2 separate regions of the Homo sapiens genome follow, and region 2 is linked to region 1. A link is an interaction called in ENCODE POLR2A ChIA-PET data of the cell type or tissue named here. Cell type or tissue: A673. All regions are shown on one strand. Links, peaks and the distances in the headings refer to the core of each region. The heading gives the core; the rest is flanking DNA. Region 1 overlaps USP32 (ubiquitin specific peptidase 32). Region 2 overlaps USP32 (ubiquitin specific peptidase 32).

Region 1 (8,337 bases), core at 71-8,070:
CTCCACCTCCACAACAGGCCCTGGTAAATTTTAGTGAAATCATGTTAAGTTTCTCCCTCTTCTTCCTCTTTTGGACCTTATTATTGCACTCAGCCTAGAATAGACTGTGACTACTGTAAAATACGTACAGATGGTCCTCAGCTTGATTTTTCAACTTTACAATGGTGTGAAAGTGATACACATTCAGTAGAAACCATACAGTACTCCATAAATTACATAAGATATTTAACACTTTATTATAAAATCTGATTTGCACTAGATGATTTTGCCCAACTGAAGGCTAATGTAAGTGTTCTGAGCACATATATATAAATATTTTGTTTGTTTATTTATTTATTTATTTATTTATTTATTTATTTATTTGAGATGGAGTTTTGCTCCTGTCGCCCAGGCTGGAGTGCAATGGCGTCATCTTGGCTCACTGCAACCTCCACCTCCCAGTTCAAGCAATTCTCCTGCCTCAGTCTCCCAAGTAGCTGGGATTACAGGCCACTTGGGATTACATGTGCCACCATGCCAGGCTAACTTTGTATTTTTAGTAGAGATGGCATTTCACCATGTTGGCCAGGCTGGTCTCGAACTCCTGGCCTCAAATGATCTGCCCACCTTGGCCTCCCAAAGTGCCGGCATTATAGGCATGAGCCACCGCGCCTGGCCTGAGCACATTTAAAACAGTCTAGGCTAAGCTCTGATGTTTGGTAGGTTAGGTGTATGAAATGCCTTTTCAACTCACAATATTCCCAACTTACAATGGGTTTATCGGGCTGTAATCCCAGGTAAGTAGAGGAGTATCTGCATATTACAGACCCACACAACTGAATTATTTATTCTTTCTCTTGGGAGTCCTTATCAAGGTCCAAGAGTACAAAGGTCCTCCAATAGCCACAATAATGTGATAAGAATTTTGTGCAATTACACAACTTCCTTCAAACCTGGGAAAACTTACGCACATTACTTTGATTGGAAAAAAAGATACTCTCTAACTGAATGTTCAGAAATTCAAAGAGACTCAAAAAAATATTTTTTAACACTCTCAGAAATAAGTATTATAGTAATCAGAAATAAAGAAGAAAAACTATGCATAGGAAAGGGACAACAGAAATCACAATAAATTCACTCATTCAACAGTTCTTTGTTGAGTGCCTACTATCTGCCAGGCAAAGTTTTTGTCAATAAAAATGCATGATTAAACAATAATTCGAGAAGTTAGTCAATATGAAAACTGAAAATATATATTAGTCACCAAATTATATTTATAAATATATTTAATAACACCTGACAACTGATGTCAAAAACTATCTATCTCTAGTGCCAGTGATAACTCAACCCAGCAAAAACTAGCCAAAGGAAATAGCTACAGAACATTAAAAGTATTTTTTAAAAAACCAAATAAACAGAACTAATACACTTTGTAAAATAACTATTTTTAGTTGCCCCATCTCCCACTCCCAACTAGAAGAAAATAACAGGGAAAAACAAAAACAAAAACACCTTTATCCCTGGGGAAGGGCAGGAAAACATAATGGCCCCAGACCTTACAGATCCCCTATCACTGGGAAGAAGGAAGATCAATGTAAAAGTGTCACCCCTAATATCCAGGGACACAGCACCTGCCTAAAACTGAGACAGAAATAGGACTACAGAGAATGTCTTTGAGGTGTGATAACAAATAGAAGGTAACATCAAAAGTTGAAGGTAGAGCAAACATTAGAAAAAACCTCTAAGAAAGAGCCCTAACCCCTAAAAAAAAAAAAGTAACCCTAGAATGGAAATTGAAGTCTCTATAGCACTTAGGGTAACCATAGCAACAAGACCAAAATTAAGCTAAACTATAGACTATATTGACTCAACTTCCCAAGCTGAAGGAAGATACTACTTGGCTCAGTCTCTTCTGTCCTATATGAAGCACTTATGTTTCAACCATAAATTTTAAGTCACAGAAAGAAGGAAAAACCCAATATATTGTCAGAGACGAAGGAAAAATATGCTAATGGAGTTTGAAGAATGCTTTGGAATGGCTCAAGAATAAACTCAACAGAGTTGCATAAGAGATTATCCAAAACGAAACAAAAGGGGGAAAATGTGAGGAGAGCGGGCAGGGGAAGGTAGACAGAACAGAAAACCCAAGAGCTGTGAGATCATATCAATGATGTAACATTCAAGTAATCCTGATATCCTACAAAAAAAAGAGAATGGGGCAAAATAAATATCTGAGGAGATAAGGTTGGGGATTTTCAAAATGAATAGACACAAAACCACAGATATTAAGAAGTTCAGAGAACAAGCAGAATAGATCACACCTATAATCCCAAAAACCAACTAGACAAATCACATTGAAACTTCTCAAAACCAAAGATAAAAAGAAAATGTTTAAGGCAGCCAGAAGAAAAACAAAATTACATTAAAAAAAACCCAAAAATTATAGCTGGATTATCATCAAAAATTATGTAAGCCAGAAATCAATGGTGTGAAATATTGAAAGCACTAAAGGAAAAAAACTCAACCATAAGTTCTGTACCTGGTGAAAATATCTTTCAAAAAGAAAAGATATTTTGCTTCCCTTTATTTTTTTATTTTTTTTTTTTACGGAAACAAAAACAGAGAAGTCATTACCAGCAAAAAGGGGTACAAGAAAGTACCTCAGGCTGGAGGAAATATTATGCCATTAGAGATACATGTACCTCCATAAAGAAATAAGAATACTGGAAATGGCATAAATGAAGGTAAATATAAAAGCATTTTTCTTATTTTTAATCACTGTGAAAGATTAACTAGCAGTCTACATCAGTAAGAGAAGAAATGTAAAGTGTCTTTATAGAATATGTAAAAGTAAAACACGTAACAATAGCACAGAGGATGGGAGAAAGGAATTGGAAGTATACTGTTGTATAGTACACATAAATGTTGTCTATACACCATTAAATGGTTTATTATACCAATTCACATGTGGTATATCTCATCTTTAAACTGCCAGTCACCAGGAAATTACGTGACCTTAGTAATCTAGTGTTTAAGCCTAACATTGACCTCATTAATAAACTCTTATTTTTATAATAAAAGCAATAGCTAATATTTAAATGCTTGTTATGTGGCATTTTACTACTGTAAGTTATTTACCAGTATTAAGCCTTTAGATGACTCCACAAGGAATACTGGTATCCTCATTTTAGGGCTGGGGGAAACCAGAGCCCAAAGAGATTAAGTAACTTGTCCAAAGTCATACATCAATGAAGCAGCAGAGTCAGAATTTTAACCTAGGAAAGACAGGCTTCTGAAACTGAATTTTTAACCAACTTTTAGTTCTATAGTACAATTAATATGTTAGTCTGTTTTGCATTGCTATAAAGGAATACCTGAGGCTGGGTAATTTTTATAAAGAAAAGAGGTTTTTTTGGCTCACGGTTCTGCAGCCTGTATAAGCATGGCACCAGCATCTGCTCAGCTTCTCATGAGGCCTCAGAAAGCTTTCACTTGTGACAGAAAGTGAAGGGGGAGCAGAGAACAAGCATGTCACATGGTGAGAGAGGAAGCATGAGAGAGAGGAGGAAGTACCAGGCTCCTTTAAACAACCAGCTCTTTCATGAACTAATAGAGTGACAGCGCACTCATTACTGTGGGGAAAGCACCCAGGCACTCGTGGGGATCTGCCCCCATGATCCAAACACCTCCCACGAGGCCCCACCTCCAACATTGGGGATCACATTTCAATATAAGATTTGGAGGGGACAAATATCCAAACTATATCAATTATATACATTCATTTCTAGTTAATTTGTCTAGAATTATATGAAAGACATCATCAGCAAGACATACATCATTTTGGTGAAATCTCCTGAAGATTAAACAAAGAAATTTCAAATGGTAACAAATTCAATTTATAAACACTGAGTTTTTGGCATCCCTTTCCATTCACTGTATCTTGATAATCCAGTCTCTTCACTTTTGACAATTTCACTGACTTTAATACAAAGAGTAAAGCAGTGAGGGTAAAATTAAGGAAGAAATTTTGAGTAAGGTATGACTTTCAGTTTTGCAAGTACTTGTAAAATGTAACAGATTTTGTATGGAATAAATTTGTTTGGAATATACTGCTACCTCCCTATCGCTCCCAAAATACAAGTACAGCAATAACCTAGAATCATCCAGTTCATTTGACAAATGATTAAGAGGAAGCCCCCAAAAATCACCATTTCCTAAGTTCTAGGATGTACATATTTTCCGCCTTTAATCAATGTTTCAGAAAGCAGTATGCATCTAACACCTCTAATGTCTAAGTACCCTTTTTTCACTCAAAAAGAAAAAAAAAGGAAAAAAAAGAACAACTATTTAAATGGTCACCTTATAATAGGCAGTCCTTTAACATTTAGAGAATATTAAGTGCCACACTCATTACTAATTAGCTTTCATTTTCGGATTTAGAAGACGGAGTGTGAATAGGATAGCAAGGATGCTGGCAGTCCAGGGTGGTCTTGATGTCATTTTTTGAAAAGCACTTAATAAAGGTAAAGTGTTATTTATATAATTTGTTGCAAGACTTTTGTTTTAAAATCCCTATAATAATTTTCTGGCCGGGCGCAGTGGCTCATGCCTGTAATCCCAGCACTTTGGAAAGCCGAGGGGGGTGGATCATTTGAGGTCAGGAGTTCGAGAGCTGCCTGGCCAATGTGGTAAAACCTTGTCTCTACTAAAAATACAAAAATTAGCTGGGCGTTGTGGTGGGCGCCTATAATCCCAGCTACTTGAGAGGCTGAGGCAGGAGAATCACTTGAACCCGGAAGGCAGAGGTTACAATGAGCCAAGATTGCACCACTGCACTCCAGCCTGGGCAACAGAGCAAGACTCCGTCTCGAAAGAAAAAAAAAATGTCTTTAGCTATTAAAAAAGGAAAGGCCAGAGCAATCAGGCAAGAGAAAGAAATAAAGGGTCTCCAAATTGGAAAGGAGGTCGTCAAATTAGCCTTGTTACCAGATAACATGACCTTATATTTAGAAAAACCTAAAGATTCCACCAAAAAACTGTTAGAACTGATAAATTGAGGAAAGATTGCAGGATAGAAAATCAAAATACAAAAATCAATACAATTTATATACATCAACAGTAAACAATCTAAAAAAGAAATCCCAAGTGAGTAATCCAAGTTAAAATAGCTACAAAGAATATAAAATACCTAGGAATCAGTTTAGCCAGAGATGTGAAAGATCTATAAAAGGAAAACTATAAAATACTGATGAAAGAAATTGAAGAGGACACACACACAAAATGGAAAGGTATTCTATGTTCATGGATTGGAATAATTAATTTTTTTTCCTTTCTTTTTTTTTTTTTCTTTTGAGACAGTCTTGCTGTGTCACCCAGGCTGGAGTGCAGTGGCTCGATCTTGGCTCTCTGCAAACTCAACCTCCCAGGTTCAAGCAATTCTCCTGCCTCAGCCTCCCGAGTAGCTGGGATTACAGGCACGCACCACAATACCCAGCTAATTTTTTGTATTTTTAGTAGAGATGGGGTTTCACTATGATGGCCAGGCTGGTCTTGAACTCCTGGCCTCAAGTGATCTGCCTGCCTTGGTCTCCCAAAGTGCTGGGATTACAGGCGTGAGCCACCACACCCAGCCAGAATTCATTTTGTTGAAATGACAATACTATCCACAGCAATTTACAAATTCGATGCAATCCCTATCAAAATATCAATGACATTCTTCATAGAGAAAGAAAAAGAGAATCCTAAAACATACATGGAACCTCAAAAGACCCCAAATAGCCAAAAAATCCTGAGCAAATAACAAAACTGGCAGCATCATACTACCTGACTTCAAACTTACTAAAAACCTATAGTAACCACAACAGCATGGTACTGATACAGGAGCAGGGCAGGGAAGTGCTGGGTAGAGAAAGGCAGGTGCCTGGCTAGGGCTCCACCCTCAGGCCTGTGCCCACAGACCTAGGTGAGGACAGGCACTCCTGCCTTGGTGCCCAAATGTTGCATTTTCCAAGACCACCCTGGCCTGCCACGCCCCCAAGGTGTGCCTATAAAAATCCCAAGACCCCAGCAAGCAGAGACATACAATTGGCTGGACGTTGAGAGGAACATATCAGCAGAAGAACGCACAAGTGGCTGGACGTCCAGAGGAACACATCAGTTGAAGAGCACACTGACAGGCACTGGCAGATGCCGGCAGGCCACTGACCAGCAGAACGATGCGGAGTTAGGGTGGGGCAGTCAGAGGAAAGTACGGCCGCTGAGAGGCCCGACTCCAGGGGAAAACTGCCTTCCCAATCCCCTTCTGGCTCACCGTCCAGCTGCTGAGAGCTACTTCTACCATTCAGTAAAATCTTGCACTCATTCTCCAAGCCCACATGTGATCCGACTTTTCTGGTACATCAAGGCAAGAATCCGGGATACAGAAAACCCTTGCGATAATGCAGAGGGTCTAATTGAGCTGATAAATACAAGCCACCTAGAGACAGCAAAACTAAAAGAGCACACATTAACACAAACGCACTGGGGCTTCAGGAGCTGTAAACAGTCACCCCTAGATGCTGCCCCTGGTGTCAGAGACCCATAACCTGCCCATCTGTATGTTTCCCTAAAGGTTTGAACAGCAGGGCACTGAAGAAGGGAGCCACACCCCCATCACACACCCTGTGAGGGGGACAAGGGAACCTTTCCAGTATCAATACTGGCATAAAAGCAGACACACAGACCAATGGACGACAGAGAACCCAGATATAAATCCAAAAATTTACAATCCACTCATCTTCACGAAAAAGCACAAAGAAAATACAATGGGGGAAAGAACAGTCTTTTCAATAAATGGTGCTGAGAAAACTGGATAACTATACGCAGAAAAATAAAACTAGGCTGGATGCGGTGGCTCATGTCTGGAATCCCAGCACTTTGGGAGGCTGAGGCAAGTGGATCACTTGAGGTCAGGAGTTCAAGACCAGCCTGGCCAACATGGCAAAACCCTGTCTCTACTAAAAGTACAAAAATTAGCTGAGCGTGGTGGCGCATGCCTGTAATCCCAGCTACTCAGGAGGCTGAGACAGGAGAATTGCTCTAAACCCAGGAGGCGGAGGTTGCAGTGAGCCGAGACTGTGCCACTGCACTCTAGCCTGGTGACAGAGCAAGACTCTGTCTCAAAATAAAAAACAAGAAACTAGACTCCTCATCTTTCAGCATACACAAAAAATCAAATCAAAATGGACTGAAGACCTAAATCCAAACCCTGAAACTATGAAACTACTAGAAAAAAACATTGGGGGAAATGCTCCAGGAGATTGTTCTGGGGAAAAAAATTTTTGTGTAATACTTCAAAAGGGCAAATAACAAAAGCAAAAATAGACAAATGGGATTTGATCAAGCTAAAAACTTCTGCTCAGCAAAGGCAACAATCAATAAAATTAAGAGACAACCTGTAGAATGGGAGAAAATATTTGCAAAATACCCATCTTACAAGGGATTAATAATCAGACTGTATAAGGAGCTCAAACAACTTACTAGCAAAAAAACAAAACAAAAACAAACCCACAAAAAATTACATTTCTAAATGGGGAAATTCCCAGCATTTTGGGAGGCTGACACAGGCGGATAACTTGAGCTCAGGAGTTCGAGACCAGCCTGGGCAACATGGCAGAAACCCCTGTCTCTACAAAAAATACAAAAATTAGCTGGGTGTGGTGGCACGCACTTGTAATCACAGTTACTCGGGAGGCTGAGGTGGGAGAATCACCTGAGTCCAGGAGGCCGATGTTGCAGTGGGCCAAGACTGCACTACTGCTCTCCAGTGTGGGCAATGAAGTGAGACACTTTCTAAAAAAAATAAAGAAATGGGCAAATGATCTGAAATCTTCAAAAGAAGACATATAAATGACCAACAGGTACATGAAAAAATGTTCAGCATCACTAATCATCAGAGAAAGGCAAATCAATACTATAATGAGTTAAAATCTCACCCATTATATCGAAAAGCAGGCAGACTGGGCACAGTGGCACATACCTGTAATCCCAGCACCTTCAGAGGCCAAGGCAGGTGGATCACAAGGTCAGGAGTTCAAGACCAGCCTGGGCAACATGGTGAAACCCCGCCTCTACTAAAAATATAAAAATTAGCCGGGCATGGTGGCATGTGCCTGTAATCCAAGCTAGTCGGAAGTCTGAGGCAGGAGAACTGTTTGAACCTGGGAGGTGGAGGTTGCAGTGAGCCGAGATTGTGCCACTGCACTCCAGCCTGGGTGACAGAGCAAGACTCCATCAAGGAAAAAAAAAAGAAAGAAAAAGAAAAGAAAAGCAGGCAATAACAAATGCTGGTGAGGATGTGGAGAAAGGGAAACTCTTGTA
Region 2 (8,337 bases), core at 273-8,272, 74 kb before region 1:
TCAAAATTCTTTTTTTTTTTTTGAGACAGAGTCAAGCTCTGTCGCCCAGGCTGGAGGTCAGTGGTGCAGTCTCGGCTCACAGCAACCTCCGCCTCTAGCTTCAAATGATTCTCCTGCCTCAGCCTCCTGAGTAGCTGGAACTACAGGCACCTGCCACCACACACAGCTAATTTATGTATTTTTAATAGAGACAGGGTTTCACCATGCTGGCCTCAAACTCCTGAACACAAGTGATCCACCTGCCTTGGCCTCCCAGTGTGCTGGGATTACAGGCGTGACCCACTGTGCCTGGCCTAGAAACCAAAATCCTGTAGACAAGACAGTAGAACCAAAATGATCTATGTCAAAAAAGAAGTATAAATTAGTCCTAAGTGTTAATTTTCTTAAAGATAATATCAAGCTTCTCACAGCTTTTCTAATATGGAATTCATACCAACACAAAATACATGACATTTAAATTAGGTTTCTTTTTTCTTTTTCTTTTTTTTTTTTTTTTTAATTAAAACAAGTTTTGGCCAGGGATGGTGGCTCATGTCTGTAATCCCTGCACTTTGGGAGCCAAGGTGGCTGGATCACTTGAGCTCAGGAGAGTTGGAGACCAGCCCGAGCAACGTGGATAGATCCCGTCTTTACAAAAAAATATTAAAAAAAAATAGTGGGGCATGGTGGTGTGCACCTTTAGTCCCCAGTAACTTGAGAGGCTGAGGTGGGAGGATGGCCTCAACCCAGGGGGTGGAGGTTGAAGTGAGTTGAGATCATGCCACTGCACTCCAGCCAGAGCAACAGAGCGAGACTCTTTGTTTTTTTTGTTTTTGTTTTTTTTTTTGGTAGAAATGGAGTCTTACTGTATTGCCCAGGCTGGTCTCAAACTCTAGCCTCAGGTAATCCTCCTGCCTCAGTCACCCAAAGTGGTGGGATTACAGGTGTGAGCCACCTCACCTGGTTAAATTAGGTTTCAAAAGAAAATTTTCCATAAACATAAATGCCTTATTATTTAAATCAATTCAACTTTTTTTTTTCACTTATGCTTTTTGATTTTTTTAGTCTGGAGTATAGCAAAGGCTCTTTTTTTAATACAGGGTCTTGCTCAGTCGCCTATAGCTCACTATACCCTTGAACTCCTGAGCTCAAGTGATCCTTCCACCTCAGCTAGGACCACAGGCATGCATCACCATGCCCAACTAATTTTTAAAGTTTTCATAGAGATGGGGTCTCAATATGTTACCCAGACTGGTCTCAAACTCCTGGAGGATCCAAACAATCCTCCTGCCTTGGCCTCCCAAAGTACTAGGATTACAGGCATGAGTCACCCGGCCAAAGGCATTTTTTCATTTTTAAAGTTCTCTATGTGATCTCACTACATATGCAGCCAGAATTAATAACTATTGCCCTAGTGAGGATTATAGTCTCATGCATTTGTTTTTATAATGTGCTCCAGATGTTAAGAGCTTAGAAATTGACTTGTTATTAAATCTGCTACCTGCTCTGGAACTTGTGTTTTAGAAGAAGATTTAGATTTATTTAGTTTTCAGGTCATTTGCTTCCTGCCCATAAAGATGGAGCAAGACAGACAGCAAAACCATTTTGAAAGAGTAACAGCGCCACCTTTGAGAAAAATTAAAGTCTTCCAAGTCACTTTGTTTTCCTCCAGAAAAATCACTTTAGTTTTGCTATAAGTGATCTTAAATGATGTTTCAATAACCATCACATTTTTGGCAAGGTAATCCGTTTATAAATTTATACTCACTTCTATATTCCATTTATATAAAGTTGATGCATTACAAATTACTTTTTTTTTCCTTCTTTTTTTGAGACAGAGTCTCGCTTTGTTGCCCAGGCTGGAGTGCAGTGGTGCAATGTTGGGTCACTGCAACCTCTGCCTCCTGGGTTCAAGCAATTCTCCTGCCTCAGCCTCCGGAGTAGCTGGGATTACAGGCACGCACCACTGCGCCTGGCTAATTTTTGTATTTCTGGTGGAGACAGGGTTTCGCCACGTTGGCCAGGCTGGTCTTGAACCCCTGACCTCAGGTGATCCACCTGCCTTGGCCTCCCAAAGTGCTGGGGTTACAGGCGTGAGTCACTGCGCCCGACCACAAATTACTTTCTAAAAAATTTGTAGTAATATATTTTGAGGAAGATTGGGTCTATTTGAGCAAACAATTTTCTTCAAGTTTTCCTCTAAGATGGGCATGTAAGAGAATTTCAAGGAGTAATATTTGGAATTGTATCTTAAATGTTTTAACATGTTTGAAAGTCTTACATGGTGCCTATGTTTCTAAAGAAAATGTAAATGAAACCATTCCTGTAATAATGCTTCTCATTCTGAAGAGCTCAGTCCATAGGTTAAATCTATATATATCACTGGCAAGAAAACAGGATAATAAAAATATTACCAGGCATTAAATTTGCTAGGCTAAATTTTATAATAATTTGTGAACAGGATGATTCTAATAACTTCTCAGAGATTGCAACATTTGCCTCTAGCAACTGCGGTTCTACCACATGCTTTTAACATGGTACAGTGAGTAATAACCTTTAGACTTGGAGAATATGGGCTTTTCTTTGCTTCTCTTCCAATGCTCCAAACAAACTAGACTGGTCTGTCTTCTCATTGTCTTCGGCTTTCTTTTCTATTACAGGAACCTGATGCTCTCACTGTTCTCCACTGCCTGAAACTGTCAGCACAACTCAGGTTCCTTCTTCCCCTTCCTACACGCTTATTTTTCTTGTTCCTTCTACCCTTCTTGGCTTTCAGTGAAATAGCTACCTTTTCATCCGATTAATCTTATTACCACTTTCCTTCTATAAGATGAACAAACCAATCACAGTTATATATTGCAGAATCTTAGAGTCACTAGCTTTTTTTGACTGTTCATTTCTGGCTGCTTGCGGAAATTTTTGTTTTTCTAAAACATCAAAGGATCATGTTTTGTTTTTATTGACTTCAGGGGTCTGGAACTATTCAAAATTATCCTAGAACCCTGGTTTTCAGAAGATAGATTTCTAAATAGGTAAAGTTTCACCTGTAGAGAGAAATGTCCTCATTTTCTGAGTCAACAATTCACAAAAGGACTAGGTACTTATTTTAATATAAGAGAATTTTATTTTGAGATTTTAGGATTCCCTGTGAGTTGTATAAATAGTTTATGTGTTCTAAAATATGGGTCAAGATTCACCTTTTTCTCTATTGATGATACTACTACTTTTTATGCCCTGTACATAGGTATGTTACAAGAATCAATTAACAGTTATGTCAATTTCATATTTCACTAGTGACTGAAATGCTAGCTTTGGAAAAATAGAGGGCAGCATGGAGCAACAGATTAGGTACTAAGGCAGGACTCAGGACACTGAGCTCTAGAGTGCTAGATAAAGTAATAAAATAATTGTCTGATACAGCTTTGGGCAATTATAAAACCTAAGGACCTCAGAGGCTTCATTTGTAAATTCAGAGAAGAGAGGTGTTTCATTCCTTTTATTTCCCACTCAACTACACATGTCTGAGGCAGGAAAACAAGGCTGCCCCACTCGTGGCAGTCCTGACGACGATCCTCGAGGGCTGCTCTTGGCCTCCAGCCTTGGCTAAGGAGAACAGGGACCCCCCAAAGCCCATGGGAGAGAGGCACGAAAGGTGATTTAAAGTATCTTCTAGCTCTAAAGTTACGTGATAACTAAATAGGAAAATCTGCATGTGAATAGTAATAGCTGCTCCTTCATAGTTCTCAAAAAGGAAGATACACATTATGTAATGTAATAATGATAGAAAAGATTTCACCATTCTTCCCCATTTACATTTTTTTAGGAGATTACACATAGAAGAATAAAGCTTGACACATTAAAGCGGGGAAAGACTGGTAAGATTCCATGAGCAGAGACACAATCAAATTATTCATGCTCCAGTGAATCAGCAAATCTGGGGTTAGCCACTTCTAAGAAAGGATGGCTCATTTTTCCTGATCCCTTGGTCTCTGATCTTTCCATTTAGTCTTGCCAGTATTTGAAACATACTACCCTCACAATTAGTAATATTCGTAAGTAAATATGTCATTTTATGAAGAGAAAAAATTAAAGCTAAGTACTCTCTTAGGTAGGCAGATGAAGCTCTAAGATCAAATTATCTGACATGTCAACACTAATTTTCTTTTTCTTTTTTTTTTTTTTTTTTTTTTGAGATGGAGTCTCACTCTGTCATCCAGGATGGTGTGCAGTGGCATGATCTCGGCTCACTGCAACCTCTGCTTCTTGGGTTTAAGCGATTCTCCTGCCTCAGCCTCCCAAGTAGCTGGAACTGCAGGCACACGCCACCACGCCAGGCTAATTTTTATATTTTTAGTAGAGTCGGGGTTTCACCATGTTGGCCAGGCTGGTCTGGAACTCCTGGTCTCAAGTGATCTGCCTGCCTCAGCCTCCCAAAGAGCTGGGATTGCAGGTGTGAGCCATTGCACCTGGCCCAAATTTTTTTTTTTTTTTTTTTTAAACAAGGCGTTTGTCAAAGTGGCCACATGGACTGGAAAGAGAAATTTGATTTTTTTTTTTTTTTTTTTAAATACAGTCTCATTCTGTTGCCCAGGCTGGAGTGCAGTGGCATCATCTTGGCTCTCTACAACCTCTGCCTCCTAGGTTCGAGCTATTCTTGTGTCTCAGCCTCCTGAGTAGCTGGGATTACAGGCATACACCACCATACCCGGCTAATTTTTGTATTTTTAGTAGAGACGGGTTTTCTCCAGGTTGGGCAGGTTGGTGCTGAACTCCCAGCCTCAAGTGATCTGCCTGCTTTGGCATCCCAAAGTGCTGGGATAATAGGCGTGAGCCACCATGCCTGGCATGAAAGAAGAAATTTAAATCCTCATATAACTACTGCTACTACTACCACCATTATTACCTTTAACCTTATATAGAGTTTCTATCTGCCAGGCACTGGGCTAAGTGCTTCACATGTATTAACTCATTTAATTCTCACATCCCTACTTAAATAGATATTACTATTAATCTCATTGTTCATATGTGAAAACTGAGGTAGAGCAAGAAGTAGTAATTTATTCAAGGTCATAAAGCAAGTGCAAGGGACAAGAGTCCAAGCTCACTACAATTACCTTATTGAAGTTTCTCATAATAATAGCTACCTATTTAGTACTTACTATGTACCAGACACTGTTTTAAAATACTTAACAAGAGTCTGGGTGCCTGTAATCCTAGCACTCTGAGAGCCCAAGGCAGGAGAATCGCTTGAGCCCAGGAGTTCGAGACTAGCCTGGCAGGCATAGTGAGACCCCATCTCTACAGAAAATCAAAAAATTAGCCAGGTGTGGTAGTGCATGCCTGGAGTCTCAGCTACTCAGGAGGTGGGAGAATTGCCTCAGTCCATGAGGTTGAGGCTGTAGTGAGCTATGATTGTGCCACTACACTCCAGCCTGGGCAACAAAGGAAGATCCTGTCTCAACAAACAAGCAAACAACAACAACAAAACACTTAACATGCATCAAACTCATTTAATCCTCGTAACACTATGAGGGCGATTATTATTATTACTCTAATTTTACACATGGAGGAAACAAGGCCCAGAATGTCACTTTTTTAAAAAGGTTACTTGAATTCAGTTTAAAAACATTTTTAAAAAATCTGTCAGTGTGCAGTTATTTGCATTTACTTTTAGAAAAGAACACTTTTCTAATTAAAACATGTTCAGAGGATTGTTATTAGTCAACTTACATTTCCCCCACCTTATTAATAAGTTGCCATAGTTCCCTGTCTCTTTATTTAGTAAAAACACTTTTCTAATTAATATGTATTTTCAGAAAGTACTGCTGTTACTCCACTTACATTTTTCCCCATCTTATTGAATAAATTCCCATACTCTGCCTCCTTTCTCTCCATATAAAGCGATACTCCTCTCCTCCCAGGTTTATTGTAACTCTAAGTTTGCCTTTATTTATTCATTTATGTTATGAGACAGGGTCTTGCTCTGTCACCCAAACTGGAGTGTAGTGGTGTGATCATGGCTCACTGCAGTCTTGACCTATCAGGCTCAAGCAATCCTCCCACCTCAGCCTCCCAAGTAGCTGGGACTACAGGCGCACACTACCAAGCATGACTAATTTTTTTTTTTTTTTGAGATGGAGTCTTGCTCTGTCGCCCAGGCTGGAGTGCAGTGACGCGATCTCGGCTCACTGCAAGCTCCGCCTCCCGGGTTCAAGCCTTTCTCCTGCCTCACCCTCCCGAGTAGCTGGGACCATAGGCGCCTGCCACCATGCCCGGCTAATTTGTTGTATTTTCAGTAGAGACGGGGTTTCACCGTGTTAGCCAGGATGGTCTCGATCTCCCGACCTCGTGATCCGCCCGCCTTGGCCTCCCAAAGTGCTGGGATTACAGGTGTGAGCCACCACACCCGGCTCAAGCATGACTAATTTAAAAAAAAATTTTTTTGGACCGGGCGTGGTGGTTCACGCCTGTAATCCCAGCACTTCGGGAGGCCGAGGAGGGCAGATCACGAGGTCAGGAGATTGAGACCATCCTGGCTAACACAGTGAAGCCCCATCTCTACTAAAAATACAAAAAAAAATTAGCCGGGCGTGGTGGCACGTGCCTGTAGTCCCAGCTACTCGGGAGGCTGAGGCAGAAGAATGGCGTGAACCTGGAAGGCGGAGCTTGCAGTGAGCCGAGATCGCGCCACTGCACTCCAGCCTGGGCGACAAAAGCAAGACTCCGTCTCAGAAAAAAAAAAATTTTTTTTTGTTTTGTAGAGATGGAGTCTCACTATGTTGCCCAGGCTGGTCTTGAATTCCTAGGCTCAGGTGATCCCCCTATCTGGGCGTTTCAAAGTCCCGAGATTACAGGCCCAGCCAGACTTCATTCTTAAGTAAATTTTAAAGTTTGCATTTGACAGACGCATGCTAGAAAATAATATCAAATGCCAGAGTGGAGAAGGGAATATGTAGATTCTCCCATGTATACCTCTCCCTTACTACCCTCCCCAAATTTCTTTAGTGCACAAAAGGACTATGGTAGGCAACAATAAACCAGGTTCATGTTCTTGTCAGTGCAGTTCAGTCTGTTTATAAGGGACACGCTGCTAAGAGTAAGATCTCTATTGTGTTCCTACGGAAAACAAAACGTAATACATCCAAGACAAAACTAGGTTATTCTTTGAGTCTATACTCATTAAAACATTAACAACCACTCATTCTAAGGCCAAGCTACAAATATAAAAACCAAAAAAGTATTTCAAAATAATGACTGATGCTGTACCCCAATATTCTCATTTTTCTACCTACACATACCATCATTATCTACCTACAAGGTCCAGGAAGTCATTTGCCTACTTTTTATTCCTTCAGAGACACCAAAGTCCGTGTTTCCCAATTAATATATTTTACATGTGAAAACACATTAATAAACTCTGCAAAATGGAAAAAGGATGAGAAAGAATGATGAGATAGATAATGTAAAAAGTATGTAACTACCAATATTCTGATAATAAGCAGTGACAGAGGAAATACAGGCAAATAGGAATCAAATGATTAGAATTTTCGTTAGTGATCATTTGGCAATGAGTGTATATATCAGTTGGCTCTCCAAGAAGGCAAATACTTGATTCTTGGCATTACTCTTTTCAATTTTCTAGTTCTGAAAAAAATTCCATTTTAATGGAAAAGGTAAAATAAAGGACAATGTAAATGATGTAGTTGAGAGAATATAAGCTTTAAAGTCAGTCCTTCGGTTTGATCCCAGATCTTCCACCCTGATCATGACATTCAGGTTACTTTTTCTTTCAGCACCAGGTTCCCCACAGGTAAAATGGGTATAATATTATCTTCCTCACAAGGGTGGTGCGAGAAATAAATGAGATGTGATGTATGTGACATATGCAGGTACCCCCGTACCCAATATTATCTTTTTTTAGGGTTGTTGCAAGGAAAGAAATGTATGTGGAAGTGTAATCACAAAGCCTAGACCATAGCAAGTATCATATAAACACTCATTTCCTTTCCCTTCGAATCTTTATTTAAGTTGGAGCATTTTATTATTGGCTGGTAGTCATAGCATTTTATTATTGGCTGGAAGTCTCACGCAGCTGAAAATCCTGTGAAAAATGTAAATAGACAGGAATCTAACTCACGTATTTGACATATTCTTTCCACTGTTGCCACCACTGCATGGAGATGATAAACCAGTTGTGTCCTGCTTGCAGACCATACCTGCTCTCTCGTTCTAACCATCCTCTGTATGTACAAAAGAAATTAAATACATCAAACAAAGTGTGAAATAGGTGGCAACGCACAAAAATTATCATTAGAAGTTTTATAAGGAAAACCGCGAAACATTTAGATGTAATTAGGA

What was found. Peaks named below come from ENCODE experiments on the same cell type or tissue, not always from the same donor. Only the 100,000 strongest peaks of a DNase experiment are listed, where the experiment ranks them.
Region 2: POLR2A ChIA-PET joins it to region 1 with 15 read pairs; 4 of 35 experiments call an interaction of 5 or more read pairs at or near these places.

Annotation. Positions count from the first base shown.
Region 1 is chr17:60,301,790-60,310,126 of GRCh38, forward strand. All of the region lies in intron 2 of USP32 (ubiquitin specific peptidase 32), which reads right to left. Among named protein-coding and RNA genes, the nearest start is that of USP32, 86 kb to the right of the region's middle. RefSeq lists an enhancer at 3,361-3,410. In A673, for the core only: no CTCF peak of the experiment used is centred there; no DNase peak of the experiment used is centred there.
Region 2 is chr17:60,228,022-60,236,358 of GRCh38, forward strand. USP32 (ubiquitin specific peptidase 32) reads right to left here. Exons shown (of 34, transcript NM_032582.4): 12 at 8,117-8,219. It also overlaps SCARNA20. Among named protein-coding and RNA genes, the nearest start is that of CA4, 82 kb to the left of the region's middle. In A673, for the core only: CTCF peaks have their summits at 1,614 and 3,306; DNase peaks (open chromatin) are centred at 1,580, 3,330 and 3,880; H3K4me3 peaks cover 723 bases; H3K27ac peaks cover 683 bases.